Regions from separate parts of the Homo sapiens genome. Here regions 1, 3 and 4 are each linked to region 2. A link is a loop called in an ENCODE intact Hi-C map of the cell type or tissue named here. Cell type or tissue: PC-3. All regions are shown on one strand.

Evidence for each region. Peaks named below come from ENCODE experiments on the same cell type or tissue, not always from the same donor. Only the 100,000 strongest peaks of a DNase experiment are listed, where the experiment ranks them.
Region 1: a loop joins it to region 2, with 20 times the contacts of the local background. A loop is called at or near these places in 9 of 110 quality-filtered maps.
Region 3: it touches region 2 in a loop (4-fold over the local background); 4 of 110 quality-filtered maps call a loop at or near these places.
Region 4: a loop joins it to region 2, with 38 times the contacts of the local background. A loop is called at or near these places in 15 of 110 quality-filtered maps.

Annotation. Positions count from the first base shown.
Region 1 is chr6:120,401,128-120,409,127 of GRCh38, forward strand. No RefSeq gene overlaps it. Among named protein-coding and RNA genes, the nearest start is that of MIR3144, 390 kb to the left of the region's middle. In PC-3, a CTCF peak has its summit at 4,999 (motif pointing right); no DNase peak of the experiment used is centred here.
Region 2 is chr6:120,821,897-120,829,896 of GRCh38, forward strand. No RefSeq gene overlaps it. Among named protein-coding and RNA genes, the nearest start is that of TBC1D32, 510 kb to the right of the region's middle. In PC-3, CTCF peaks have their summits at 4,549 (motif pointing left) and 4,750; no DNase peak of the experiment used is centred here; H3K27ac peaks cover 449 bases.
Region 3 is chr6:120,374,628-120,382,627 of GRCh38, forward strand. No RefSeq gene overlaps it. Among named protein-coding and RNA genes, the nearest start is that of MIR3144, 360 kb to the left of the region's middle. In PC-3, a CTCF peak has its summit at 4,167; a DNase peak (open chromatin) is centred at 4,164.
Region 4 is chr6:119,738,177-119,746,176 of GRCh38, forward strand. All of the region lies in intron 2 of LOC105377975 (a long non-coding RNA gene), which reads left to right. Among named protein-coding and RNA genes, the nearest start is that of MIR3144, 270 kb to the right of the region's middle. In PC-3, a CTCF peak has its summit at 4,198 (motif pointing right); no DNase peak of the experiment used is centred here.

The sequences.
Region 1 (8,000 bases), 420 kb before region 2:
GATTATCTTTCCATTTTTTGTGTCATCTATAATTTCTTTTGTAAGTATTTTATAGTTTTCCTTATAGAGATCTTTCGTGTATTTGGTTAAGTTAATTCCTAGGCATTTAATTTTATTTCTGGGTATTGTAAATGAGATTACATTTTTCTTTCTTTTTTAGGTTGTTCACTATTAACATGTAGAAATGCTACTGATTTTTGTACATTGTTTTTTTGTCTTACAACTTTAATGAATTTGTTTAACTACTGAGTTTTCAGTAGTTAAAAAGCTACTGAATATTTTTTGATAGAGTTTATAGGTTTTATTTCAAACATGAGATCACATCACCTGCAAAAAATAATATTTTGACTTCTTCATTTCCAATTTGGATGCCTTTTATTTCTTTCTCTTGTCTTTTTGCTCCAGGTAGGACTACCAGTTTTATGTTAAATAACAGTGGTGACAGTGGGCATCCTTGTTGTGTTCCACATCTTTGAGGAAAGGCTTTCAGTTTTTTTCTCATTCAGTATGATACTATTTGTGGGTCTGTTTTATATGGCTTTTATTATGTTTAGTTATGTTACTTCTATATCCAGTTTTTTTGTGGATTTTTATCATGATGTATGTTGAATTTTATCAAATGCTTTTTTCAGCATCAATTGAAATGGTTGTATGGTTTTTATCCTTTATTCTGTTGATATGATGTGTCACATTCATTGATTTCCATATGTTGAACCATCCTTGCATCCCTAGGATAAATTTCACTTGGTCATGATGAATGAACTTTTTAATGTGTTGTTGAATTCGGTTTCCTATTACTTTGTTGATGATTTTTGGATCAATATCCATTCCAAGTGTCAGCCTGTGGTTTTCTTTTTTTGATGTGTCTCATTTTGGTATCAGGGTCATGCTTGCCTTGTAGAATGAATTTGGAGGTATTCCCTCCTCTATTTTTTTTTTTGGAAAAGTGTAAATAGAGTTAGTATTAGTTCTTTAAATGTATGGCAGAATTCAGCAGTGAAGGCATTGGCTATCAGGGTTTTTCTTTACTGGGAAACTTTCTATTATGGCTTCAGTCTCATTACTTGTTATTCATCTGTTCATGTTTTGAATTTCTTCATGGTTCAATCCGTAATGAATTCATGAGATTCACTATTTTAGCTCCCACATATGAGTGAGAACATGCAATATTTGACTTTCTGTGCTTGCCTTACTTCACTTAACGTAATGACCTCTAGTTTCACCCATGTTGCTGCAAATTATGGAATTTCATTTTTTTCTGGCTGAATAATATTTCATTCTGTACATATACCAAATTTCCTTTATTCATTCATCTGTCATTGGAAACCTAGGTTGATTCCATATCTTGGTTGTTGTGAATAGTAGTACTGCAATAAACATGGGGGTATAGATATCTTGTTGGTATACTCATTTCCTTTCTTTTGGATATATACCCAGCAGGGGAATTGTTGGATCATAGAGTAGTTCTATTTTTAGTTTTTGATGAAACTCCATACTGTTTTTATAGCAGTTGCACTACTTTACATTCCCATCAACAGTGTACGAGCATTCCTTTCTCCACATTCTCGCCATCTTCTCTTATTTTTTCTTTTTAATAGTCATTTCAACTGGGGTCAGATAACATCTCGTTGTTTTGATTTGTATTTCTTTAATAATTAGTGATGTTGAGCATTTTTTCATATACTTCTTGACTATTTGTGTGTCTTTTCTTGATAAATGTTTATTCAAATCTTTTGCCCATTTTTAAATTGTATTATTTGCTGTTTTTGTATGTGTGTGTTGTTTTATTTGCTATTTAGTTGTTTGATTTCCTTATGTATTCTGGTTAGATGCTTCCAGCTTTGTTCTTTTTGCTCAAAACTGATTTGGCTCTTTTGGGTCTTTTGCGGTAATATACCAATTTTAGGTTGTATACTATACCATTTTTTTATGTGAAAAATGACATTGACAATTTGATAGCCATTGCATTGAATCTGTGGATCACTTTGGATAGTATGGACATTTTAACACTGTTATTTCTTCCAATCCATGAACATGAGCTATCTTTTAAGGATAAATATTTTAAACATTTTCAGTTTTTATTTCTTTTATTACAAAGTATTAAAAGAATGTTTGTCCTCAGTGTATTCAAGAATTCACTTAATGGATGAATTATATCCTGAGATCAAAGAATTGAAATAGCTCTTGAGGATAAAATTATTCTTCGACCTTAAAAACACCACACACATACAGTTTTAGTTGTGCCACAGTTGCTGCTAGTATAGTCTCAACTACTCATATTAATTGTAACATTTACCAAAAGTAGCTAATTTCTATTTCACAGAGGGCCCTGGATAATTCAGAATTGCCTGCAATATAAGTGTTTAGCAGTCTATCAAAGTACTTTGACGCACAAGAGTTTCATCTGCCAAAGATTGACCTTAATTATGTAAACTTAGATTATTATTTTTTATTATTATTATACTTTAAGTTCTAGGGTACATGTGCACAACATGCAGGTTTGTTACATATGTATACATATGCCATGTTGGTGTGCTGCACCCATTAACTCGTCATTTACATTAGGTATATCTCCTAATGCTATCCCTCCCCCCTCCCCCCACCCCACGACAGGCCCCAGTGTGTGATGTTCCCCTTCCTGTGTCCAAGTGTTCTTACTGTTCAATTCCCACCTATGAGTGAGAACATGTGGTATTTGGTTTTCTGTCCTTGTGACAGTTTGCTCAGAATGATGGTTTCCAGCTTCATCCATGTCTCTACAAAGGACATGAACTCATCCTTTTTTATGGCTACATAGTATTCCATGATGTATATGTGCCACATTTTCTTAATCCAGTCTAAAAATGCTCATCATCACTGGCCATCAGAGAAATTCAAATCAAAACCACAATGAGATACCATCTCACACCAGTCAGAATGGCGATCATTAAAACGTCAGGAAACAAAAGGTGCTGTAGAGGATGTGGAGAAATAGGAACCCTTTTACACTGTTGGTGGGACTGTAAACTAGTTCAACCATTGTGGAAGACAGTGTGGTGATTCCTCAAGGATTTAGAACTAGAAATACCATTTGACCCAGCCATCCCATTACTGGGTATATACCCAAAGGATTATAAATCATGCTGCTGTAAAGACACATGCACACATATGTTTATTGTGGCACTATTCACAATTGTAAACTTAGATTCTTAAAGTGTTTCTGAGCTTACAATTACTGAAAGAAGAATTTTTCTCTTTAGCACATTTAAAGTATACAAAACCCAATTTAGTTATTTCCTGGGAATTTAAAAAATATTCCATTTAATTAACTGCCTAATTATGTTTATAAGCAAAACAAAATCAATATTTAAGAGATATTAAAATCAATGATATTTTTCTTATAAATCAAATACTCTCTAGAAAAAAGAAAAGATTTCATATCTACACAAAAGGTAAAGAGCTCCATGAATTAAAGACACAGACATATAAACTATAGCTTATAGTGTCAGTTTTACAATTTCAAGAGTATTAGGTCAAGAGTAAAAACAGAAACACAAGCATCTACTCCATATTTCAAAGGCCCTTTCTCTCAATAGACTTAAAATTCTTAAATATTTGAGTTTAAAATAGAATAATAGATAAACAAATGCAAAGGATTAACAAACTGGATCTTTATTGTCTCTCACTCAACAGATTACTATTATCTATCTACAGAGATCACCAAATAGTTGAGATCATAAGACCAAATTCCCAATCACTGCCGCAACCAAAGAGAAAAGTTACCACTCATGAATGAATAAGAAAACACAATAAAACACCATATATAATCAGTGAAGTGGAAACATTTTCTCAGGAAACAGAGAGTTATAAAAGTTAAGGTTTTTGCTGCATGGTATTCTCTCTGGGAATCAAAAAAAAAATTGTATCTACATCTAAGTTGTTATGAATAACACTTCCTTGACAGTGTGGTTTATCTCTCCCTGTCAGGCAAATATTTTCAGCATCTCAGTAAACTCCCAAACTGTTAAAATATTTTAAAACTAACACCATAACATTCATAAAAATATAAATTTGAAATTAGCCCAATTGTCTCATAAAATTGATGTTTAGCATCTCTTTGTAATTGGCCCTCTTGGTTTTGGTTTTAAAGATTGAAACTTACATTTGTTTTATCTGAGTTCCTTCCTCCGCAAATTGACCCTCAGCTCTCACAGATGGTATTAAGGAAGTGGAACTCACCAGATGACCAGATCCAGACAATGAGATACCAGGCTCCTCATCATGACTGCCTCCTTACCCCTCCTTAATTCCTGTTTTCATTACTTTTTGCTATATATACACCCAATTTTAGTTGGTTGGGGAGACAAATTTGAGACTTATCTCCAGTGTTATTGGATGACCTCATCTGATTAAAGCCTTTCTTCCGTGGCTATACTCACTGTTTCAGTGATTGGCTTTCCATATGATGAGCAATAGGACCTTGACCAAACCTCTGGCATCTTGGCAACAAATTGAACATGTATCCAAGCGTTTACTTTTTTCCATTAAGAGAGAACCAGTTCAAAAGAGAATCCAAGGAATACACACATACACGGGTAATGAAAAATGCTAATTACATCTTCACTGGAACCTTTCATTTGCATTTTTTGAAATAACTACTGATGATAGCATAAACTCTCTATAAGCTACTTCTTTCTCCAAAATTTGCAAAATAGTCAAAGGTTATAAAAGATTCAGATTCTTATATTATGAGATTATTCTGAGAGGTCCCTCCAGATCTAAACAATGCCTTGCATCTCACTGAAAGGATACCCATTTATCTTTTTACTTCTTTCAAACTGTGTGTCTTTTCTTTTTTCTGACACAAGATCTTTCAAAAAAGGAGCTCTGAATCTGTTAATTGGCTTGCATCTGAGAATTGGGTATGAAATTTTGAAGCCCTTTCACAGCAATTCAAGTCAGTTGTATGCCCAGAATTTTAGAGTAGGCCGATAGCTAGAAATGAACAGGAGAGGGAGCTCCTGAGAAGGGAAAAGTCTGGGAAGGCTCATTCCAGGACCACCCTAAATTTGCATATTAACAGCATCTCTACTGCTGGAGTGGGCGGGCACTTAGTCAAAAGTGGGTAGGGAAGAAGAGGTAGCTACATGGAAAGAAATGCCCCAAGACACCTCTTAAGACACCCCAATAATCATTCACTCTGCGATTAAAGTATCAGAACATCACTAGTTATATGCTGATAAGAAGGGCAAAAGGGACATTCCTAAGAGAAACCTGGCGCCATATGTACAGATTAGGGGAAAGAAGGAAATTCCAAAGAGATACTCAGGTGCAATAGCTATAGATTTGACTGCTATACAACCTTCCTAGGGTGGCAATAATGAGTAGGGCCGCCATCAGACAGGATTCATAGTAAATCATGGGCCAGCGCATGCACATTAACCAACAGTGAGAGAGGGTCCCACAAGCCTGGGGAAGGGGGGCGGAGCACAGGCGAGGACTTAAGGCAGGAGCGGGAAAACTACACTAAGGAAAAAGGTAGAGATTTGAGACAGAGGCAGGAATTTGAAGATGTCTAACACAATAAGACTCCCTGCATAGGACCCTCGGAGCTGTTTTCCCACAGGATCAGCCCTCTCCTCCCTTGGGGAATACTTTTTTTTTTTCTGCAATAACCTCTTTACACTATATTTCTTTTCAGTAAAGTTTCCTGCTATCTTTGTACTGTCTCTTGGCCAACATTTTTCTTCCAAGTTAGAACATAATTGGAACATTTGCTCTCCTGGTTAATAAGAAGACCTAGAATTCTTCCATTTTCTACATGATTCATGTAGCCCCTTGATAGACTGCTCATCTGTTTGATTCCTTGGGGCCCTGAAATGAGTCATCCGTCCTTACAGACTGCTGAAGAAAGAACACAATCTGGTTACCCACATCTCTGTGGCTTATTAGACCAATCACTCGCACCTTGTGCTGGAGGTTTAATACCTGCTACTCACACTCACCCCGTCTGGGACCCCATTGTTTCCATGAAATCAGAAACTCTACATCTTTGAAGTGTCTTTTACTATTTTTCTATGCTGCTGTGGAAAGATACCACATAAAAACACTGTACAAGGATGTTGTTGGTCCTTTCTCATATGTATTTATCATTCTATATGGATTAGATAGATTTCTGTTTATTTGTTTCCTATTTGTTTCAGGTCTAGCAGCTAATTTATGTAGGGCATCTAATGTTCATTATTCCTAAAAAGAACTTCTCTCTGATTCAATCATCTCTGTTTTTCTTATTCTGTAGATTATTTATGTCATTTCTTTCAAAAATTTATTTTTTACTTGATTTTTCTATGATAATTATTTAGCTTATTAATGCTTTATAAACTTACAAAAGTATTTCTCTCCTAAAGATTTTATTTTATCCTTGTGGTTATTGCCTTTTCTTATTGAGTCATCAATCTTCTGTTTCATGGTATATGGAGTATTAATTCCGTTGTTTGTACAAATTACCCTCTCTTACCTTCTTACTTACTTTCTTTAATTTATGATTTTAACACTAGAGAGAGATGCTATAGACTATTGTTTTAAGAGAGTAGCTCATAGATAAAAAGAACTCATTTTTCAAGGTCCCATAAAAGATAAAAAGGTTCATTTTTTCCAGAAATAAATGATTAATAATTTTAGCAAGACTCATACTAGGGAAGTGACTCAAATTCAAGTTTAGAGAAAGAATCCTATAAGAATACAGGAAGAAGACATAGGAAACATTTAACCTGTCAAAGATCATACTCAGCAATTTTAGTTTGCTAAAAATGGAATAATGTTTACAAAGCTCAGGAGAGAAAACTGAATGATACAAGTAGTCATCTTAATCATTATTGTGAAAAAATCTGAAGATGTAAATAAAACATGAAATTCAGCAAAGTGGAGAGAATTTGTAGTAACCAATGCCATAGGAGAAAATATTTAACATTTTCAACTAAATAATAATATAATTCAAAATATTTCTGGTGTACACAAGTAGACTTTACTCATTTGCAATAGGTTATATTAATTCCATTTGTGACTTTAAGAACTTCCATTATTACTTATAGTATAGCATAATCTCTGGAGTTCAGAAAATAATTAATTATATATTGGTGCACAGTTTTTCTTTTGTTTCAATTAATAAAACTGATGCTTTCAGATGGATTTTTAAAATTTATACTTTATACAGGATATTTTTAAAGGAAGCTAACTTGTAACACAATTTATTACCAGTGTTATCTGTGGGAAAAATTTGGAAATAGGTTTTTAGTATTAATTATTGTGTTAATGAAATTTAAAACAAAATAAATATTCACTTTGACCAGAAAGGTGTTACACATTGTAATAAATAGATGATTTTATTATTGCAAAGCTCCAGTTGAGAAATCTATATTTGAGCCAGTGGGCTTGTTAATATTGCTAATAATGCATGAAAAAAATGTATCCATTTAACTCATTTTGAATCAGGTAAATGGAGTTGTTATTGGCTATTATCAATGCTAATTATATCTTCCTCAAAAAGTGCTATGAAAGTATCAAAAACTCGTCTCCCTTTGGAGTAAAAACATTGTATCTAACTCCATAAAATGTAGGAAGTCCATATATATATATATATATATATATACACATATATATATACGTATATATATATATATACACATATATACATATATATACACATATATACATATATGTGTATATATACATATCACATATATACATATATGTATATATATACATATATATACATATATGTATATATACGTATATGTATATATGTGTGTATATATATATATATGGACTTCCTACATTTTATGGAGTTAGATACAATGTTTTTACTCCAAAGGGAGACGAGTTTTTGATACTTTCATAGCACTTTTTGAGGACATATACGTATATATACGTATATGTATATATACAGAAAAATGAAAAACTGTTCATCTTATAAACAAAGGTCAAAAACCTAATGATCATACTGGAATGTTCTGAATGTTTTG
Region 2 (8,000 bases):
AGGGGAAGTCAAATTGTCCCTGTTTGCAGATGACATGATTGTATATCTATAAAACCCCATTGTCTCAGCCCAAAATCTCCTTAAGCTGATAAGCAACTTCAGCAAAGTCTCAGGATACAAAATCAATGTACAAAAATCAGAAGCATTCTTATACACCAATAACAGACAAACAGAGAGCCAAATCCTGAGTGAACTCCCATTCACAATTGCTTCAAAGAGAATAAAATACCTAGGAATCCAACTTACAAGGGATGTGAAGGACCTCTTCAAGGAGAACTACAAACCACTGCTCAAGGAAATAAAAGAGGATACAAACAAATGGAAGAACATTCCATGCTCATGGGTAGGAAGAATCAATATCATGAAAATGGCCACACTGCCCAAGGTAATTTATAGATTCAATGCCATCCCCATCAAGCTACCAATGACTTTCTTCACAGAATTGGAAAAAACTACTTTAAAGTTCATATGGAACCAAAAAAGAGCCCACACTGCCAAGTCAATCCTAAGCCAAAAGAACAAAGCTGGAGGCATCATACTACCTGACTTCAAACTATACTACAAGGCTACAGTAACCAAAACAGCATGGTACTGGTACCAAAACAGAGATATAGACCAATGGAACAGATCAGAGCCCTCAGAAATAATGCTGCATATCTACAACTATCTGATCTTTGACAAACCTGAGAAAAACAAGCAATGGGGAAAGGATTCCCTATTTAATAAATGGTGCTGGGAAAACTGGCTAGCCATATGTAGAAAGCTGAAACTGGATCCCTTCCTTACACCTTATACAAAAATTAATTCAAGATGGATTAAAGACTTAAATATTAGACCTAAAACCATAAAAATCCTAGAAGAAAACCTAGGCATTACCATTCAGGACATAGGCATGGGCAAGGACTTCATGTCTAAAACACCAAAAGCAATGGCAACAAAAGACAAAATTGACAAATGGGATCTAATTAAACTAAAGAGCTTCTGCACAGCAAAAGAAACTACCATCAGAGTGAACAGGCAACCTGGAAAATGGGAGAAAATTTTCGCAACCTACTCATCTGACAAAGGGCTAATATCCAGAATCTACAATGAACTCAAACAAATTTACAAGAAAAAAACAAACAACCCCATCAAAAAGTGGGTGAAGGATATGAACAGACACTTCTCAAAAGAAGACATTTATGCAGCCAAAAAACACATGAAAAAATGCTCACCATCACTGGCCATCAGAGAAATGCAAATCAAAACCACAATGAGATACCATCTCACACCAGTTAGAATGGCAATCATTAAAAAGTCAGGAAACAACAGGTGCTGGAGAGGATGTGGAGAAATAGGAACACTTTTACACTGTTGGTGGGACTGGAAACTAGTTCAACCATTGTGAAAGTCAGTGTGGCAATTCCTCAGGGATCTAGAACTAGAAATACCATTTGACCCAGCCATCCCATTACTGGGTATATACCCAAAGGTCTATAAATCATGCTGCTATAAAGACACATGTACACGTATGTTTATTGCGGCATTATTCACAATAGCAAAGACTTGGAACCAACCCAAATGTCCAACAATGATAGACTGGATTAAGAAAATGTGGCACATATACACCATGGAATACTATGCAGCCATAAAAAATGATGAGTTCATGTCCTTTGTAGGGACATGGATGAAATTGGAAATCATCATTCTCAGTAAACTATCGCAAGAACAAAAAACCAAACACCACATATTCTCACTCATAGGTGGGAATTGAACAATGAGATCACATGGACACAGGAGGGGGAACATCACACTCTGGAGACTGTTGTGGGGTGGGGGGAGGGGGGAGGGATAGCACTGGGAGATATACCTAATGCTAGATGACAAGTTAGTGGGTGCAGCGCACCAGCATGGCACATGTATACGTATGTAACTAACCTGCACAATGTGCACATGTACCCTAAAACTTAAAGTATAATAATAAAAAATAAAAAATAAAAAAAAAAAGAGCTTCTGCACAGCAAAAGAAACTACCATCAGAGTGAACAGGCAACCTACAGAATGGGAGAAAATTTTTGCAACCTACTCATGTGACAAAGGGCTTGTATCCAGAATCTACGATGAACTCAAACAAATTTACAAGAAAAAAAAAACAAACAACCCCATCAAAAAGTGGGCAAAGGAGATGAACAGACACTTCTCAAAAGAAGACATTTATGCAGCCAAAAAACACATGAAAAAATGCTCATTATCACTGGCCATCACAGAAATGCAAATCAAAACCATAATGAGATACATCTCACACCAATTAGAATGGCGATCATTAAAAGGTCAGAAAACAACAGGTGCTGGAGAGGATGTGGAGAAATAGGAACACTTTTACACTGTTGGTGGGACTGTAAACTAGTTCAACCATTGTGGAAGTCAGTGTGGTGATTCCTCAGGGATCTAGAACTAGAAATACCGTTTGACCCAGCCATCCCTTTACTGGGTATATACCCAAAGGATTGTAAATCATGCTGCTATAAAGACACATGCAGATGTATATTTACTGCAGCACTATTCACAATAGCAAAGACTTGGAACCAACCCAAATGTCCAACAATGATAGACTGGATTAAGAAAATGTGGCGCATATGAACCATGGAACACTATGCAGCCATAAAAAATGATGAGTTAATGTCCTTTGTAGGGACATGGATGAAGATGGAAACCATCATTCTCAGCAAATTATCGCAAGGACAAAATACCAAACACCACTTGTTCTCACTCATAGGTGGGAATTGAACAATGAGAACACATGGATACAGGAAGGGGAACATCACACACTAGGGACTGTTGTGGGGTTGGGGGATGGGGGAGGGATAGCATTAGGAGATATACCTAATGCTAAATGACGAGTTAATGGGTGCAGCACAACAACATGGCACATGTATACATATGTAACTAACCTGCACTTTGTGCACATGTACCCTAAAACTTAAAGTATAATAATAAAATTAAAAAAAAGAATATGTGTTAATATTGATGATTTTATACCAAGATTTCATAGTATAATACAAGTTCCTTTGATTTTCAAGCTCAGTTCTCCTTTTACTTCAGGGAACTTTTAAAATTACGTTTTTGTTCATAGTTTTTCTTAATTTGGGGGGATTTTCTACCTTGGGGACTCTGATAATCATTATTTGGCTACTCTGTTTTCTTTCTAACTTATTTAATCACTTCACCTCTTTCTTCTTAATTTATTCTCAATATTCATGGCTTTCCTGCAAATTAGGGATTCAGTTTTGAGCAATATTCTATCTATCTATAATCTATTCTATCTATCTATGTATAATCTATTCTATCTATCTATAATCTATTCTATCATACATCAAATGTGTTTGTCAGATCTATAATTAGGCCATTCTATAATATTATTACATCATTGAGTTATTACATTAAGATGAGTTTTATAACTTTTTTTTTAAGACAGGGACTTGCTCTGTCACCCAGTCTAGAGTGCGGTGGTGATCACGGCTCACTGCAACCTTGACCTCCTGGGCTCAAGTGATCCTCTAGCCTCAGCCTCCCAAGTAGCTGGGACTACAGGCACACACCACCACACCGGACTAATTTTTGTATTTTTTGTAGCGATGGGGTTTTGCCATGTTGTGCAGGCTGGTCTTGAACTCCTGGGCTCAAGCCATCCTCCCGCCTTGGCCTCACAAAGTGCTAGGATTACAGGCGTGAGCCACTGTGCCCAACCAAGCTTTATAAGTTCTAAGCAGAAATAACCTACTCATATGTGTTTTACTTTTCTTTGGGTAATGCTCACTTGCACTCTGGGATCTCTGTCTTTTTCTTTTCTTCATTTTTCTGTAGGAAGTTTGGGCCGGGCGCGGTGGCTCATGCTTGTTATCCCAGCACTTTGGAAGGTCAAGACGGGCAGATCACGAGGTCAGGAAATCGAGACCATCCTGGCTAACATGGTGAAACCCCGTCTCTACTAAAAATACAAAAAATTAGCCAGGCATGGTGGCGGGCACCTGTAGTCCCAGCTACTCGGAGAGGCTGAAGCAGGAGAATGGCGTGAACCCAGGAGGCGGAGCTTGCAGTGAGCCACTGCTGCACTCCGGCCTGGGCAACAGAGCGAGACTTCGTCTCAAACAAAAAAAAAAAAAAGAAGAAAGTTTGTTTAGTTGCTAGGCTACGTATTTTCTTCTTCAATGCTTAATATTGGCAGCTTTATCCAGGATTTCTGTTTTCCCCTACAAAATGTGGTGAATTTTTCTTGTCACTACTCAGGCTTACATGATATCTGGTTGGCACTCTCTCTGAACTACAGTTTGAGAACTGGGGTTTTGCTATTACATGTACTTTTTAGATTTTTTAGGTTGAGCAGTTTACAACAAAAAGCTCTATTTGTTTGAGTGCAGTCATTTTCGGATAGTCAGGTCTCTGCTCTGTCTGCTGAGATTGTGTTAAGTGTCTTTTAGTAGAATTGATTTCACTGAGTTCAGGTGTATATTATTCCTACGGAAGATTCCATTTATGGTTTTGACTATTCACCTGGAACACAGTGACCCCTGGTGGTTTCTCCTGCCTTGGCTGAGAACCTGAGACCTGCTGTTGGCAGAGAGAACTGTCTTTTTAAGGGGCTTTTCAGAAATTTTCTCCAGGCTACTTAATTGCCTTATTAATCTGCATTTCTCTAAATTGAGAAATAATAAGAATTCTCAGAATGTTTTCAATTCATCCTCTTTCCACTTTATGGCATTGGAGAGGTACAGAAGGAAATGAAGACTAAACTGCAACATACCAGAATCAGTTACTTTTCAAAATGTATATTATGTGGTTGAATATCTTTCCATGTTTGGATGCTGCCAGAGAGTTCATTGCTTGGTTATATCAGAGAATAGTGGTTGTCTACACTCATTATATCTTCTTTCTTTCTTCCGTAGAATATTTGTCCTATCGCTGTATACATGGCTGCTCAGAATAAAAATTCCATTTGCCAGTGTCTGTTGTAAGCAGGTGTGTTCATGTCACTAAGTTTGGCCATTAAAACACGGGCAGAAATATTTTCCGGCATTTGCTACTAAATATCCCTAAAAGATAGCAGGCATGTTCCATTTGCTCTTTTCTCCTCTTCATTCTGCTGCTGGCTTAATATAAAAAGGTAATGGATAGAACTCCAACCACCGTCTTGGAAAATGAGAACAAGAATTTTACTACAGGAATAAAGGAGTCAAAATCTGGGATAAGCCTAGGTCACTGACAGCTACATGATGCCACCAGGATTCCTTTATTTGGAAGAAAAAAAGCAGCACATTCTTAAACTTACTACTCTTTGGGGATTTTTATCACATGGAGTTAAACTTGACCCAAATGGATACTCTAGTTTTAATAATTTCTGCTCATTGTGCTAAGTATTGGATAAGGTAAGATTCTATGATTCAAACTTTTCCCTACATTATATCCAGTGCCTATGTTTAGCTAATACTTTAGCGGTGACTGGTCATTTAAAAAGTATTTTCATATATAGAGATGTAGATGTAAATTACACATATGTAAATATAATTTTGGTACATTTTCAAGAGATTTGTCATAAAGTTGGTCATAATATTCCTTTATTATGCTCCAGTCTCTTCTATATCTGTACATCTATCTCTTTTTTCATCCTTACTATTTCAGTGGCACCTAGTCTCTTTTTCTTTTCAGCAATATCACAAAATTTGTCTATTTTTATGTTTTTCAAAGAAACAGCTTTTGGTTTTTTACAAAGTACTTTAGCTCTCTTATTTTATTAATTTTAGTTCTTGTCTTATCCCTTTCTTCTATTTCCTCTGCATTTATTTAGCTGTTCACCTTTAATTTCTTAATTTAGATGCTTAGCACATTGATTTTCAGCTCTTTCCTTTCTAATTTTACTACTTATGTTCAGAATTTTTCTCTAAGGTATTAACTTTGCTGTCTCCCACATATTTTGATATGTTCTATATTCTTTATTATTTAGTTATAATTGCTTTAAATTTTATTATAATTTATTCTTTTACCTATGAGCAGTTTAAAAATGTGTTTTAATGCCCAATTTCCAAACTAATCACTGTGTTCAGAAAACACCCCATAGTCTAGTGTTATATAATAATGCTTTCTAAAAATACATTGATGCTTGATTGTGGCCAAGTTAATGGTCATGTTTTAAAAAATGTCCTGTGTGTGTGTTTGAGAGGATTGTTTCTTCTATAATTATTAGAGAGCAAGTTCTATAAAGGTAAGGGTTTCCATGTGACCAGTTGCCCTACATTAATCCCCAGTTTATGGTTACTGTCCCAACATAATAAATTGTGGCACTCCTCTTGCTCACAAAAGTATGCCATAAATTATTTTACCTTAAGCATTACATTATTACTAAGTCAAATATTAACTCATGCTTGTTAATTACATAACTCAAGTGTTCTCTATCCTAACTCATGTTTTGGTCATTTGATCTCTTGATTAATGAGAAAAACCTGCTGAACTATCCCACAGTGATGGTACATTCATAAATTCCTTTCTGCAGTTTCATTAATTTAATTTATGCTAAAAGTATTTTATTAGGTATATATATGTTTACAATTGTTATAGTTTCTAAGTGAATTGAATCTTTTTTTTCCAGTGACTTATTTATTTATATATTTTTACTAATTCTTTGTCTTTGTTAGCTTTTTTAACTTAACCAAACAAACAAAATCTAAGTCACATAGCTTTCTTTGGGTTTGTATTTTCCGGGTCAACATTTTTGTTTTCTCTTTTACTTTTTAAACTTTTTCCTTTATGGCTTACATGAGGAAGCCAAGGCAAATCTGAAAGGGGCACTTATCAGTCAAGGTCACCAAACTAGCAAGATACAGAACCAGAACTCAAAATCAGGTCACCTATTCAAAATGTCCTATTGTGAAGGATAAGCACAGACATTGACTCAATGCCTTCCACGTCTGTGCCAAGTACTGTACCAAGAGCTTTATATGCCTTATCTCCGCTATTTCTATTAAACTCTAGTGCCTCTTCAGGTCATATATGACATAGTATGCCAGGAATGTTCTAATATATATTAAATAATAAAAAGAATAACAAGGGAATCATTTGAAGGTATTTTCTTTTTTATACTAGATAAATGGTGCACTATGAAAGCAGAACAGCTTTGAAATTGAAGGAAAAATTAATGGTTTTAAATCTAGGTTAGATGTGCACATGATTTCTTCCCTTTCCAGCTGTTGTTAATGAACGCTTCAGGTCAGCCTGTCTGCACTTTGGCTCCTCTTAGATGGAAGTAACATGTATATGTTGCTATTTTTGAAACCTCAAAGGGTGGTAGGCACAGTCTCCTGATGTGAAACTCATCAGAAATGAACGCCTTTATTTAACCTACAATCTCACCATTTATGAAACTGCTGGTTTGATATCAGAGCCTCAAGTGATACTTCTCAGGAACCTGCTCCAAAGGCCAGATCCCGTGGAAGTAGAAGGGCTCTTTACTTTTTTCTTTCTTTCTTTTTTGAATTCTCTGTTTAGATTAAACCTGATTGTAATTGCAAGATGCCCAAGTCTTTTAGATTGACTCTTTTCAACAGTTACACAGAATACCACAGCTCAGGGTCCCTTTGAATAACTTTGACACTTATTTACCTTGACTTTCTGTTTGCAGCCTCTCAAGCCTAGTTTTGATCGGTCCTACTGCGAAAAGAAGAAAGGGGAAAAATTCTGTGCTGCAGAAGAGAATTGCGTCCCTGTTTAGTTTAGCTTGTTTCTCTCTGGAAAACAGTCATCACATTTATTTTTTAATGGCACAGCAGGTGTTACCTCACATGGCTACTGGGTGACAAGCTCCCGGTACAGGCCCATTGTACCCCAGAACCTGAGACTTCACCTGCCCAAGGCAAGGAGGCTACAGGGGTTTTTTTGCTAGCTCATCACTGAGGTTGTTTTGTTAGGATTCTACTTTGACCTTGCTAACTCATTCATTTATTCAATAGACTTTATTTATTCAGCACCTTCTA
Region 3 (8,000 bases), 450 kb before region 2:
CAGAATATCAAATTACAATAATTTTGTATAAATATTTGAGAGTTATTTGAAAAAATGTCATTATTTTGAAATTCATTGTTGTAATTAGCACCATCTTAATATGTGTCTTACTTTTGGGAATGATTCATAAACTATAATATTTAAATAATGTTTCCACTGATATTCTTAGCAATTTTTATTTTAGATTGATTGGACTGAACTCTTTGGAATGGATTTACATTTCTATTTATTAATATAATATACATATGTTCCTTTTGTAAACAGTCAAATGGAGTAGGAATAGATATTTCTGACATAAAGCTGACTGAGCCAAAAGTTAAAATGAAACTGATATGGTGAAATAAAACCGGTTCTATATTCATTTTTCTGCCTACTGGAAAATTGGGATATCTGATATAATGCAGAGAATTAGTGATTTCAGTTTCCGAAAAAGATGTAAACATCTTTTGATGTTGTTGTTATATAGAATTTTGATACTGGGGCATTGCAATCTGCAGAGTTAGTATTGGACAATGTGTGCCACATTAGATGTGTTAATTTCATGCAGGATGTAGTATTAGTATCATTACATTGCCCTCGTAAAGAATGTCACTCATTATTTCACTTAATGGTTATGCCCTGAAAACTCCGAAGGCCCTGGTGGATATTTTCATTAAGGTGACATCTAGGGACAGTTAATGAGAATGGCTTGAGAAAGTTGGTTTCCTTTTAGGTAATGTACGAAAAGTAAAAACCAGAGGAAAATAAGGTATTTATCTAAGTGACTTTGTTTATTCAAGGGTTTAATTGTGGTTCTTATTGCAACTTACCTTAGACCTTTCCCTATGTGTTTACCAGGTTCCAAGAGACATTATTTATCCTTTAGCAGAATCTTTATATCCTGAAGTTTCATTTTAAAGATTATTTTCTGTTTTTATTTTATTTTCTGGTTTACCCACAGCCTTGCCGCCTTCCATGTTAAAGTCTTGTATTCATTTATTCCTCCTTGAAATTATATCTATCAATTTCTAGGCCATATGCTCTGGATAACTCATTTTGATGGGTGCTCGAAATTGTAAATGTTAACCACAGTAGAAAAAGAAATTTTAACGTGTGCAAGCAAATGTTCTCGAACATCAGCAGTAAAAAAAATCCCAACTAAAAACTCCTACCAAAGACAATTTGATCATAAACCTCTCAAGCAGAAAATTGGCAATCACTGTAGAAACAATTCCTCAGGAAGGTATTCAACTTTCAAATAACCCTGAAATAAAGCAACCCAATGACCTTTGCTTTCCAAAGATGAAACCTTACTCCTCCCTTCATATCAGGATCCTCTAGAAAGCAAGCCTTGGGTAAAACAGGAAGAGAGTCACCGGGAGGTGTGAGCCTTCTGTAATGCATGGAAGGTAAAAATACGTGCTCCTTCTTTACTGAACATTAAAGAGGATTCAATTAGTTCCAAAGCCTTTGGGAAATGGTACAGGTTTGAATGGTATCAGTTGTATCAAGATCATAAAGACAGACACCAGGGCTCATTAAGCACTCAGCGAATGGAAGTATGCCCCTAGCTTTTTATACAATTCAACACAACTGGTCCTAGTCTGGAATCATTAGGAATATAATCAAGAAACAGCAGTGAATTTTTTGTTGTGTTTCTTTCAGTTTACTTTTAAAGATTATCCTTAGCATTTTAGACATTTGGTAGGTGTAGTATGTCCCTAAGTCTCTGCTCCTTTAACACTATATGCTTATGTCATATGCATACATTATACTTATGCATAAAAATATATTCAGACTCCACTGTTTCTTCTTTCACTTCAACATGAATTCTAGATGATTACATTTGAATATATGTGTGTATATATATATTTTTCAGCTGCTAATAACTTCTACAATAAATATGAATTTGAATTTAGAAAAGACATTGGGAATTATAGAAAATGTACTGTGACATTTACCTTAAACCATCATGACAAAACTCACTTCCCACAAGTCACTAAGATAACCATATCATAATTGAAAAATTAAATATAACCTAAACATTTAAATGTGAAAATATACCTGCCCCATAATAAACAAATCAGAAAGCATATAAATATGTATTGTGGAGGGAAAATCCAAGTCCTGTTTTCTTACATTTATGATATACTCAATTATAAAATGTTGTTTATCTTTGTCTTTCCTAACCTACTATTTTCATGAAAAGGAGATTTCAGATTACAATATTTTAAAGGCAACAACATGTAGGAAATTGTACTATGAACCAAAGACAACCACAAAAATTGAAATGTACTTAAGAACTCAAAGCTATATATAGTATGTATAGGTGGACAAAAAGATCCATTCACCTCACAACTGTAAATCTCATCAATTAGAGGGCAGAAAGGAAACAGGCAAATGTAGAGGGTGGAAGGAGCCACTGACCTAGGTTGGAGTTCTAGGCTTCCCAGTGCTTTCTGAACGTGATTCTCTAGGATCCTCAGTTCATCTCTTTCATCTCTAAAGGTTTATAAATATAAGTGATTATGAGCTTGATTCTTCAGATTTTTTTTTTTTTTTTTGAGATGGAGTCTCACTGTCGCCCATGCTGGAGTTCAGTGGTGCCATCTCTGCTCACTGCAATCTCTGCCTCCAGGGTTGAAGCAATTCTCCTGCCTCAGCCTCCGAGTAACTGGGATTACAGGGGCCCGCCCCCATGCCCGGCTAATTTTTGTATTTTTAGTAGAGACGGGTTTCACCATGTTGGTCAGGCTGGTCTTGAACTCCTGACCTCAGGTGATTCGCCAGCCTTGGCCTCCCAAAGTGCTGAAATTACAGGCATGAGCCACTGCGCCTGGCCCAGAAAACATTTAGCATATGTATACTGTCTTGTTTGAGGAAACAGTATCATGTTATGTGAAAGAGATTTTTTTTAAAACTCCATTAAAAATGTGTAAAAAAGAAGTTAGCATTAGTGATTAAAGTGCATTAGTTCCAATTATTCAAAAACTTTTACGTATGTATAATAATTTTTTAAAACAGTGAGCAATTTAGAAGCCGCCACTGCATTTCAACCAGAATTTAAAAGAGATTTTATTACTTTAAGTGTAAAAGTATATATTACTAATGCCTACTCAAGTACTTAATATAAAATATAACATGTTTTATTTTTAAAAATTAGGCTATTGTATCTAGTTAGATATGTACTCTATCAATCCCAATTCCCTCAGGAATTTGAACAAAATAGCATTAGACTGAAAATGCTAACCAAGAATGCCTCTGCAGCAATAGAACGTATAAGGTGACAATAAATTTTCTAGAAAGCTGTGCAGGTTATAAAAGAACAGTTTCATTGATTGATTCATCTGAATTTAGGTATGTTAGGTATGCAATTTTCATGATAAAATGTTAGTGTGCAATTCAGGAACAGAAGTGGTTGCCAATTTGAAATACGTTTCTTATTGAAAAATCTACTGAACAGATGTTTGATCACCAATAAATCCTGCCATTTATATCATGTTTTTATTTTGTTTTGTTTGTGTTTATCTGAGGCAGGAGTAATAAGCCAATTGGCAGAATAAGACACTTGGGTTCTGCCCTTGGCTTTACCTTTAATTGTCTTGATGGCTCCATGCAATTGAGTGGGTTGCATTAGAGGTTTTGACTTATGACTGTTAGACACTCCCAGTCTCTGAAATAGTACTTGTTTATGAAGAATATGTTGGAAAACATGGCTAGCAGAATTATCTAGGGTGATTTCTTTCTACCAATGAATGTTCCTGATTTTCTTCCTGTCTGAATTTGCCCTTTCCCAACATAGCCATTTCTCCAATCACTTCTGCTTCTCAATTATCTAGGACAACTTCACACTTAGACTGTGATTTCTTCTCTGGGTCTTCCCACCCAATCAAACTTCAGTAATTCTCTTTGGCTCCAGTTTCCTTATAATTCACATCTCTAATTCTTTTGTCTCCTATGTATTATATTTTTTCTTTGCTTTTATTCTTAAGTACTTTTAATCCAAGTACTTAAGGGTTTGACAGATTCAGCATCGTGTTAAGGTGACACAATACTTCTACTACTACTATAGTGTATCAAATAAATGCCCTTGTAGGAAGAAATCAGTCAATTTACTTTATATTGTTTTATTCAGGTAGTTACCACTTTCAACCAATAGGTGGAGAGACCTTTACAGAGTGATTTGAAGTGTACTGAGAGCGCCACCTCTCAAAAATTCTAAGCCATGTAATTCCTGTATGTCATTAAGGAATGCTCCTATATTCAAAGGGACATAACCTATATTCAAAGGGACCTCATAGAAGGGAGGTATGCTATTTTTTCAGTTATGAATTTATTGCAGTGAGCCCTTTGGAGTTTTCAAATGTGGGAAAGAGTTCAGAACTACAATTTACATGATAAGACAGAAAATAAGGGAACATTTGAAAAGTTACTAATCAGGGAATTGCTGAGGGAGGCCAACCCACCTACACAGGCACTGCAAGTCGGATTTTGTAAAGCCAGAGGACAGCATGAGAATAAAGGAAACAACAATAACAACAGATGGCAATTGAAAAGTGATACAGTTGAAATATGTGGGGGGGCTCTGTGTCTCATTTCAGAGTCTTTATAACTTAAACTTCATACCAATTTTTGTGAAAAATAATTATAGATCTACATTTTTTTCCCTTTCAAATTGGGTGGTAAACATTGCAGGGCACATTTTGATATACAAGAGTCAACTAGTAATTGATACTGTTTTGGTGGAGGAAGATGAGACTCCAAGCTGCTTTTGAAGAAAGGTTCTACCCTTTCTTGCCTTAATTTCTGTGCGCGAGTGGAAAGTTGTACATGCTTAGAAGAAGACTAAACTTTTAGATTTGCTTAATGTAGCTACAAGTCTGACAGACTCATTCTGGGTTTCAGGACATTTGAATCTCCCTTTTTTATAGTAATTCTGTATTTCTGCCTCCTATTTAAAAGAGCAAGTTGGAACTAGCTCCTATGTGGCTTCTGTCAAAGGTGCAGTGATACTGGGAGGAAATTCTTATGCTTATATAACTTATATGACTCATATATATCCTTGGATCAAAATACATCTTACAAAGTATAACTTAATATTTTAGTGCAACATGAAACTACTTAGAATGAAATCAGTTTTGAAATCCAGTTTATATCAGGCTAGATTATGCTGAGATAATTTTAAAAACCTCCCAATCTCAGACTTTAAACTACTCAGATTTTATTTCTTATTCATGCTTTATGCCCATTATGAGTCTCCAGTTTTCTGCATTATTCTAACCCTCATACACAGGCTAAGAAATGGGTACCATACTGAGCATGGTCATTGCACCACGACGGAAAGAAAAGAAAGCTCTAGAGGACCCACACAGGCAATTAAGTAACACAGAGCACTCACATTTAACAACCATTAACTAAAGTATTCACATGACTGGATGACCACAGTGAGCAAAGAAGTGCTGTCATCACTCATGTCTAGAATAAGAATTAAAAATATTCAGGGAGTAGAAATATAGCCACCACAAATCTAAATTGCTTAAAACATATATATATATATAAAATAGTAATTACATGGTCATTTAGGCCACATTTGCTATATGCATAATACTAAGAATATTTTTTACATGAATTAGAATCTACTATATACGATACACGTGAGGATTTTATTTTAAATATCAAGAAAACTTTCAGTTTTGTTTTCCATATCCAGAGATTTATTTCCTATCTAGTGTGGTTCAGTGTATAATTGATACGGTTTCCCTTTTTGCCATGGCTGCCAGGAAACAAGATACATTTGAAACTCAATCATAGCAATTTTGTTGAGCTTTAGAATGGTAAGTTTTCTTATGTTGTTTTGCATTCCCTAGTGTATAATTTCTATTTGTATTTTTAATATAAATATTTACTTATTCTGCTATTTGTTGTCAAAAGCGTGACATTTTTGTAGAAAAAAAACACAAGCAAAAACCAAACCAATCCAAATGGAAACATAAAAGTTTTGAAAAACCCTTCTAAATAACTATGAAATAAATGAAGAAATCAAAACTAAACTCAGAAACTATTAAAAAAGGAATGATAACAAAAACACAGCATAATACATACCAACATGTATATGAATAACAAAATTTGCAGAAGAAAATATCATGGCATTAAGTGCATAGCATAGCAATTTCCTTTAACAATTGATTATAAATGGATAAAAATAAAGGATAGATAATAATAAAATAAAAATACGTAAATATATGAAATAATAAATGCAAAAAAACCTGGTTATTTTTTAAAGATAAATAGATCAAATATATCTGGAAATTCTAAAAAAAAATTACAGAAAAGCAAATGAGAAACACTGACAATGAGAAAAGGCAATGGAAACAAGGAGAAATAATATAATTAGAAGAGGATATTTAGGATAAATATTAGGCTAAACATTTGAAACAATAGATCAGATGAATCTGTGCTAGAAAAATATGTCATGATAATTTGGCTCTACAGAAACCATAATTTCTTAATCTGAATAATGTAAATGCTCTTTACTTGTCCTGAACTTCTAAAGTCAATTCTAAAGTCAATAGAATCCACCAATATCTCTAGGATTTTATTCCAAATCCCTCTCATATATTGTACAATTTTGATTTATCCCCATAAAGCATGAGAGCTATGTCAAGACTATTACCCGTCCATAGATTTGATGATATTAATACATGGGAATCTGGGGCAAAAGTAACAATTAAGTTTGTTTATTTAATCTTAATGGGTTGAGAGAAAATATAGTAATATTTATAACCAAAAATATATTAGTAGTCAGAACCACAAAAAAATGCTTCTAAAAATCAATATGAGCAAAGGGTATTAATAATTTATAAATAAATAAAGATATAAAATAAAAGATAATTCCTAAACATACTCATAATGATGGCGTACAAATTAAAATACAGATACAGTATTCCTTATTGCTCTTCAAAATGTAAAATATTAAGTACATTGATGAGTATTTCAACTGTAAAGCTCTTATGAAAAACAAAATCTAAACATGCAGGGATTTTACTTTGTGCTTCCATTTCCAGGAATCTATACTACCAGAATAATCACATGTGTTCAAATATGATCAGTGAAGCATTGCTTGTAATATTGAATGATTGGAAAAATCCCAAATTCATCATCAACAAATAATTGATTAAATTCATCATGGTTCATTTACCCCTCAAATTACTAGAATCATCTGAAAATAACAAGTAGGTAGATATACATGCATTAGCACATAAAAATTTTTAAGAGAGTATAAAGAAAAAATGTCAAGTGCAATAAAACCCACATAGAATAATACATATATTTTAAAATATATAGATATACGTGAACATATATGCTTTTATACATGAAATTATGTATGTAGAAATCCATCTATCTATCTATCTACACATATATATGAAAACATATGCATGTAAATATATGGTGGCATAAATGCAAATGTATGCTTCTAAAAATATATAAAGGAAAGAAGACATCTTAAAATGTTGACAGTGGTTATTGCTGAGGAAGAAAATGAAAACAGAGACTGAGGACAGGGCAGGAAACATTTTTCTATTTATCTTTACCCTTTGGCTAAATCTTTTCAAAGCATGTTTATGTAGCTTTTATTTAACTATTAAAATAAACGTTTTAAAAATATATATTATTTATATATATTAACTATCCACAACAGTTTCAATTTTATTTTTTTAAATCCATAGATCGGCCGGGCATGGTGGCTCACGCCTGTAATCCCAGCACTTTGGGAGGCCAAGGAGGGCGGATCATGTCAGGAGATCAAGACCATCCTGGCTAACTCGGTGAAACCCCGTCTCTACTAAAAATAAAAAAAATTAACCGGGAGTGGTGGCAGACGCCTGTAGTCTCAGCTACTCGGGAGGCTGAGGCAGGAGAATGGCGTGAACCCGGGAGGTGGAGCTGGCAGTGGGCTGAGATCCAGCCACTGCCCTTTAGCCTGGGCGACAGAGCAAGACTCCCTCTCAAATAAAATAAAA
Region 4 (8,000 bases), 1.1 Mb before region 2:
GATTTTTAGGAGATGGTGTGAAATTGCACATTTATAAAATCCTATTTATTTCAGCAAAGAAAAATATTAACCTTATTTCTATTTTTCTTACTTAGTCTTCAGGTGAGAAAGGAGCAAAAGAATGAATAGCAGGAGGTGATAGGGTTAGGCTGTGTTAGCTTCTTGGTTTTCTGATGGGTGGGAGGGCACCAGTGCTCATCACTACAGCTCTCCCAAGGGATTGGCAGTAATATGAACCTGTATGTTTATTGAAAATAGTGTTTTTCTGCAGAGGATGTGTATTTAAAATATGCATTGCCATGGGTTCTCCAGTATTTGTTTTTAGTGTAAAGGTGCTTTCAAATATAGTAGGTGCTTTTCTGGTAAGCAAAGTATTCAAATATGTAAAGCATCTTGATCTTTGGCTAGCTGATGTGTTTACTAGCTATGTGAGTGGTTAATGTGTCAGGGGCTGTGAATAAATCAAAACTGTGTCTGGTTTCCTGTGATGGGAGCACCAGCACACTGCCTCTTTATGTGATCATTTTTATAGAGACCTCCTTATCACTTTAGAAATCTATATCTACTGATTCTTAGGCATAAGGGCAAGTTACCAGTCGCTTTAAATTGTAAAAGAAACAAGGTAATTTTCCATCTTTGAGAACCTCCTGCATGCTGCTCTGTGGTAATTCCAAATGTCAGCATTTAGCACTGGGTAAAGTGGGCTTTCTCTTTTGGGATGTAAAAATATGGACAAGGAGAAGAGTAAACAGTGACTTGCACTAGGGCCTATTTTTATTTCTGAATTAAAACTGTATGGATTTTTATCACATGGAAAAGCTCTTTTCAATTTTTAAATCAAGTATTTTGAACGTTCTAAGTATGAACTGGACAGTTTGTCGAGATAGTAATAACCTGGTATACTTTGTTATATTCCTTTATTCATAGGAATATTTGTATGGTATTCCTTTATTCATAGGAATTGTCGTATACAAAGATAACACTGCCTCCATGTTTCTCACTCCACCTTGAATGGTATATTCAGGGTGAATTCAGTGGAGAGGTTTAAAATGTGGAATTTTTTAGGCTGTCTATGAACTTGTTGATTTGATGTATTGGAAATAATAATTTAGCTCTTCATCTCAGTTCTGAACTTTTTCTATTTAGCTCAGAAAGCTGGTTCCATTTCATTTTCTTCTATTCAACTAAGAATATAGATTTGGAAATTAACTGGGTACTCTGGGTTATTTCAAAGATCAAGAAAGAATTTTGTTTCCATTTCTCATGTGATATATACAGTTTGGAAGCAGGAAGATGATAACTGAATATGGTCATAACTAATTAAAATATTGTATTCAGGACTGGGATTAAATGTAGCTAAGGAGAAAAATACTACAGATGCTGGAAACCTGTAAGGCTTCTGAATTAGCTGAATCCCCAGCGAATCTTCATTATTGACTAGAGGTAATAGTATGGTATTCTCCTTCTTTGCAAGGCTTGAAAATTTATTGAATTGCCACTAAAAGCTTACAGAAGGTAAGGGAAACTTCCTAGAAGCAATTATGCTACATTTTGCCATTGAAGTTTTCTAAATTTTTCCCTTACGTGATAGGATTTTGAATGAAACTAAGGAAAACAAAATGTTAAAATAGACCATCATAGTCTCGTCTTGAATTAGTCCATACTCACAGGGTTTGAAAAGTGGCAGTTGAATATAGATGTCTCGGAATACAGCTTATCTGCCAAATGACAGATGGTTCAAAGCCAGAAGAGAAATGCTCCAGAAAATGTAGCTGAGGATAAGGCTGATTCTGGAGAGAACTGAGCAGCTGTTTAGTGGTTGTGCTATCACCGATCATTAGCATAGCCTCTTTTTCATTCCGCCACATTAATTTGTTATTATTTTCACTTTTGTGATGACTCAACTATGCCTTTTGTTAGAAAGGATGATATGTGCAGCAAGGTTCACTGAGTACAAATATTCTAAAACTATTATACTGAACTAAATATTTTCTTTTTGATGGGGGAGCATGAATGATTTGTATCACACATTAATTTAAAAAATTTTGAAAATGGATTTTTGTTGTACTTCATTATAATGTTGAGAGCATGTCATTGTGTCTTGCTATTAGAATTCAATTAAAAGAGGCTCCAGAGAAGTAAGAGAAGAACTTCATCATGTAGAGTTCATGAATTGTCATTTATGACCTTTCAAATTACCAAGTATCTAGTTTTTAATTTATTTGTTTAAGTCAACCTTATTGACATAAATGATAAAATGCACCATATTAAGTGTGTGTCAATGGGTTTTGACAAATTCAGCCACCCCTGAACTCCGCTCCCATGTAAACACCACCACAATCAAGATATAGAATGTTTCCATCACCTTCAAATGTTTATGTTCCTTTCTATTTAATCAATCCCACTGGAGCCCCAAGGGATCACTGATCAGTTTCCTATACCTATATATTAGACTTGTCATTTTTTTAGAGTTTCATATTAAAGGAAATCATATAGAATGTACACTTTTGTGTGTAGCTTCTTTTGCTTAACAAAGTCTTTTTAAAGATGCACTTGGTGGTTGTGTGTTTCAATAGTTCATTCCTTTTTATTGATGCATAGTATTTCATTGTATGAATATGTCACAATTCACCTATCGAAATACATTTGCGTTGTTTGGCCATTTTGAATAAAGTCGTATTGAACGTTTGCTTATAGGTCTTCATATGGGCATATATTTTCATTTCTCTTGGTTGAAAACCTTGAAGGGGAATTGTTGAGTTATATGGTAAATGTAAATTTAAATTTATAAAAACTGGGAAACTGTTTTCTAAAGCAGGTATACCATTTTACATTCCCTCTGGAAATATATGTATGAGATTTCCAGTTGTTCTATACTCTTGCCAAGACATGGTATTAACAGTTTTTAAAAATGTTGCCATTGTAATGGCTATATAATATTATCTTATGGTTTTAATTTGCATCACACTGATGACTAAATATGGTAAGCATATTTTCATATGTCATTGTATATATGTGTGTGTGTGTATACATATATATATGTATATGTATGCACATACATATATATATGTATACACACACACACATATGTATATCTTTTTTTGTGGAGTGTCTGTACAGATCTTCTCCCGTTTTCTTATTGGCTTTTTTGTCTCATTGAATTGTGAAAGTTCTTTTTGTATTTTTGAAACAAGTCATTTTTCAGATATATGTATTGTGAATATTTTCTCTGAGTCTGAGCCTTGCCCTTTAATTTTCTTAATAGTGTTTTTTGAAGAGCAGAAATTTTAAATTTTGATCAGGTTCAATTTATTGTTGTTGTTTTTTCTTTGATGGTATTTTGTGTTGAGATACTGATCTCAGTTAATTCTAGCACCATATGTTCCCAGTGATCCAAAATAGAAACGTGGTCATTCTTCATTTATCTCTTCTCTTTGTAGTCTATGTTGATTGCATCTTCTAAATCTCTCCAGGCTCCATCTACTTCTCTCCGTCTACTTCTCTCCCCCCTCACCTCAATTCATCTAGTCTAGACAATCATCTTCTATTGCCTGGTTTGCTGTAATAATGCTCTTGGGTGATCATTCAGAAATATTAACCTGATGACTATACTTTCTGCTTAAAACCCAGCAGTTGATCATCTTTGTTCTTAGAACAAATTATAAACTTTTAAATATAGTCCTTAATGATCTGGACCTAACTTACACTTCCAATTTCCTCTTTTCCTACTTTCTCCCTCTAATGTACCTCTGCTTACAATGTTCAACTTTTTAACCATGCTGAACTTTGATTATTTCTTCAAAGACTCTAGCTTTTTCTTAGTTTCATGTCCTTGGTCAAGCTATAGTCTACTCACTTGTTGTGAGTCTAGCTAGGCATCCTTTCCTCTGGGGTATTTCCCCTATGCCCAAGGCTGGATTATGTGGCCCTGACAGTGCTTTCCATTTAGTGGGGGCATACATAGACAAGTAATTATGTATTTTTAAGAAAGTGAGATAAGTACTATGGATAGAACCTTATAAAGGAAGTACTGTTAGTTGGGGAGTGTATTTTATGTTTCAAGTTATTCTTTCCAATGTGAAACCTTGCAGTTTTACCTGGGTACACTCTATATACTGCACTATGAAATCAGGACAAGGATTCTTAACGGTTTTGAACAGACATTAATCAAGGCCAGTGGGCAAAGTGGGAAGAGGCCCGTAGGGGGCAGCAGAGGACCACATACAACGAAAGTCATCGGCGGGGGCAAGTGCTTGTGCAGGGACCTCTGTAATTAGCCAGGGGGTTAAACCCTTTGCCCTTTTATCCTCCGTAGTTAATAAGGATAAAAGCTAAAGGAGTTGAGGTGTAAAAACTCACAAACACAAGTGCCTATAGAGATGTGACAAGAAACATACTTCTGTGAATGTGACCAATGAAAGACAAAAGGTGATGAAGGTCTGTGGCCAAGTTGAGAGTACATGCTCTACCTGGAGGCATGCAAGTGAATTCAAAAGCATGCAAATGAAACAGAGCTTTGCTAGGCAATCCACATGTGATATCTCTGCACATGTGCTGTGAGTTGGTTGCTCTGGGATGCTATCTGAAGAGGGTGGGAATGGCAGACCATACCAAGCCAGAAAGGAACCCCTTTTGAAGATGGAAAGGGGGCAGGAAATGTCAGCTGAGTGAGAACTAGAATCAGGACTCGAAAAAGATGGAAATGAGGATTTAGCTGAGGTCAATTATAGGGGAGTAAGTAAGGATGGTGGTCAATAGTGATGTGAGGGCTGAGGAAGAAGTGATGGAATTACTACTTATTGGGTACCTACTGTGTGTATCATCAAATACATATATGTTTGATGATATTATATATATATGTGTGTATATATATAGTACTATATATGTGTATATATAGTACTATATATGTGTATATATAGTACTATATATGTGTATATATAGTGTATATATGTGTATATGTGTATATATAGTGTATATATATACACACATATATAGTACTATATATATACACACACATATATATAACATACATAACATATCTATAACATATATGACATATCTATATAACATATATATATATAACATATATATATATCTTCTCTTAATTCTAATGACAACCCTTGGGAAGAATGAGTTATTTTCCTCATTTGCACATGAAAAAACTGTATCTCCTTATGCAAGTTCACACAGAACTCAGGCCTATCTAGCTCTAACTCCAAGTCTCTAAAGTAGGTGGGAGAATTGGTAAATCGAGGCTTGGTAATCAACCACAGGTTGGCAATAAGGTACTATTAGAGTTGTGGGCCAGTGCTTTTTAAGATTTAAAGTGCATCTGAATCCCCATGTAGGAATAAAGATTCTGACTTAGGAGGCATTGGATGAGGGTTGAGATTCTGTGTGTCTAATAAGCATTAGATGAGGCCTGAGATTCTGCGTGTCTAATAAGATAGATGATGTCCATGTTGCTGGCTCTGTAGATCTGTAGAAGCGAGGTTCCAGGCCAGGTTCAACTAGACCTGATATTGTTGCAATAGGCTTTATTGTACTCTCTAACTCAAAAGGCCAGAGTAGATTGAAGAAAGTAACTTTTATGGGGATGAGGGGCTTAATTGCACACAACCTAGTTTCTGAGCTGTGAGATCTTCTGTCAGAAGATCTGGATTTTAATCTGTCCTCCACTAATTCCTACCTGAGTGATTTTGAGCAAAGCAACTACCTTCTTGAAGAATTAGTTGCCTCATCTACATAATGAGAATAATAAAAGTATCTACTATGAAATGAATAGTAACACACTTTTGCAATGTTAGTATTTCGTACTGTCAAATGTGACTGATCAAGATCATGGCACAATTTTGAACATCATAATCATCATCATACTTTTATATTTACACTCTGTTGAGGATGGATATCTTGTAATATTATTAAACATATACTCTTACTTTTAAGTTTACTCTCACTTTCTAAACTTACTTTTCCTGGACAGTACTAGGTTAAGGCTCCCACTTGAAATATCTCTGGTCTAACCCAATGTCTTGAGCTTCTCCCATTTACTCTGAACTCCTCACTGCCATGTTGCCATAATTCCCTATTGGAATAAATAAATATATACATGTGCCTTGCAAATAATTCAAAGTGAGAACTAGAGAAGCCATGTCTTTGGCTGGGACTATCTTCATTTTTCTTATCTCTTGTAAAATTTAACTGTGATATTTTGGAGATGACTCAATATTTGTGATAGAGGAGATTTTGATCTGTAAAGGATTGGAGATTGATGGTTTCCTGTGATTGACATCTTTTTGACTTCTTATACTCCCTCAAATCTCTAGATCTGGGTAGTGAACTTCATCACCTTTATATAGGGCTGTTTTTAAATTTGCATTTGAGTGACTTTTCTTGGATGCAGCTCGTTGGAGGGCCATGAAATACTGTTTATGGAGAAGGAAAATTAATATTGTGGTGACTGTATCTGGCAGATTTTTACATCTCCCCATTCATGTAATCATTTATATGAAACTTCCTTCAGTGGGCAACAACTCACAGTTGAGGGAATTTGTCTATAATAAACCACTTGGCTTATGTTACATCAAATTAGATCAGATCAATTTCCTTCCTTCTTAATTCCTTCCATATCACATCAGAATGCTTCTTAAATGAGATGCCTGCAAACAGATCTGGATCCTTAAGGGAATGTCAAACTACTTTTAGGAAAGAAGATTTCCTTTTTGTGAATGATCAATTGAGGAATGGCAGAATGCAGAACTAGGTATAGGAAAATATTTGAGCAGAAAAATAAATTTCTAAGATATACTATTTTAATTTGTTGCTAAGTCACTTTATATATTTTTGACTCTGAAAGCTTGTGAAGTCCTTATTTTAACTCTTAAGGAAAGGATGTTGCTGCTTCATAAAGAATATAGAGAACAATGTTAATTTATAAAAGAAATAAGAGTCTAAGTGAGCATTACAATATTGGAAGGCCTCCTGTGGGTATACCACTTTATAATACTGATTTCCCACAAGCATATATCAGCTCATATTAATGCGCATATAGATAGGTACACCATCTGTTAGGGAGTTAAATGCCAGAAAACATTTCTATGGGTTTTCTTGAATCATACTAATTCAGAGAGTGTCTATGATACTTGATAAACTTGCTGACCAAACAGGTAAGAAGAAGTTGTGTTTACCTCTTGACATAAGAGTTTTTTCCCTTTCAGACATTACTTGAAACTTTGCCATCCTGGAAATGTCTGTAGGATTTATTGCCTTACATCCCATTTTGAATTTTTATTATTTTTCCATTCATCCTAATTTTTCCATTCATCTTTCTTGTGAATGTGTGTTCTTTCTCCATATAATTAACAGACAATAAAAGCTAAGTGATTACTATAGGGGTTGAATGGCTGGAATGATTTTTCTCTGCTCAAAGAAATGAATGTACATAATCACCTGGGTAATCAAACAAAGTAAGAGAAAGAGAAAGACCAATTTATTTCAACTTATTTCCTCCAAGATAAAATTGGATAATACAATATACTGTGGTTGGATGCATAGAGTATCAAGTTACTTAGTAGTAATTAGAATTTTTATATCAAGTGTTGACCTGCACTCTATATGGATGGTTAAAGGAGAAAGACAACGAGAAAAACTTGTAGCTCAGTAACACATGAAATCCTTAGACTAGCAGAACTGTCAAGATCATGTTAAATATAAAAACAGATTTGAATAACTTTTTCAAACAGACAACTCAAATAACTCAGGAGAGGAGACAAATATTAAAATTCTATGGCTTGGGTCATATCTCATATCATAGACAGAGTGTTTGTGTGCTTTGTACCATGGCTACAAGTCATAGGAAAATCAGCAAGAAGAGAGGAATTCTTGTGGGATGTTTGAATCAATTCATGTCATATTTTAAGCACAACTTTTCCCCCCACTGGGTGAATATATAATGTCTATTTTCATGTGCAATAATAACTCGGCTGATATTTTTGGAAATT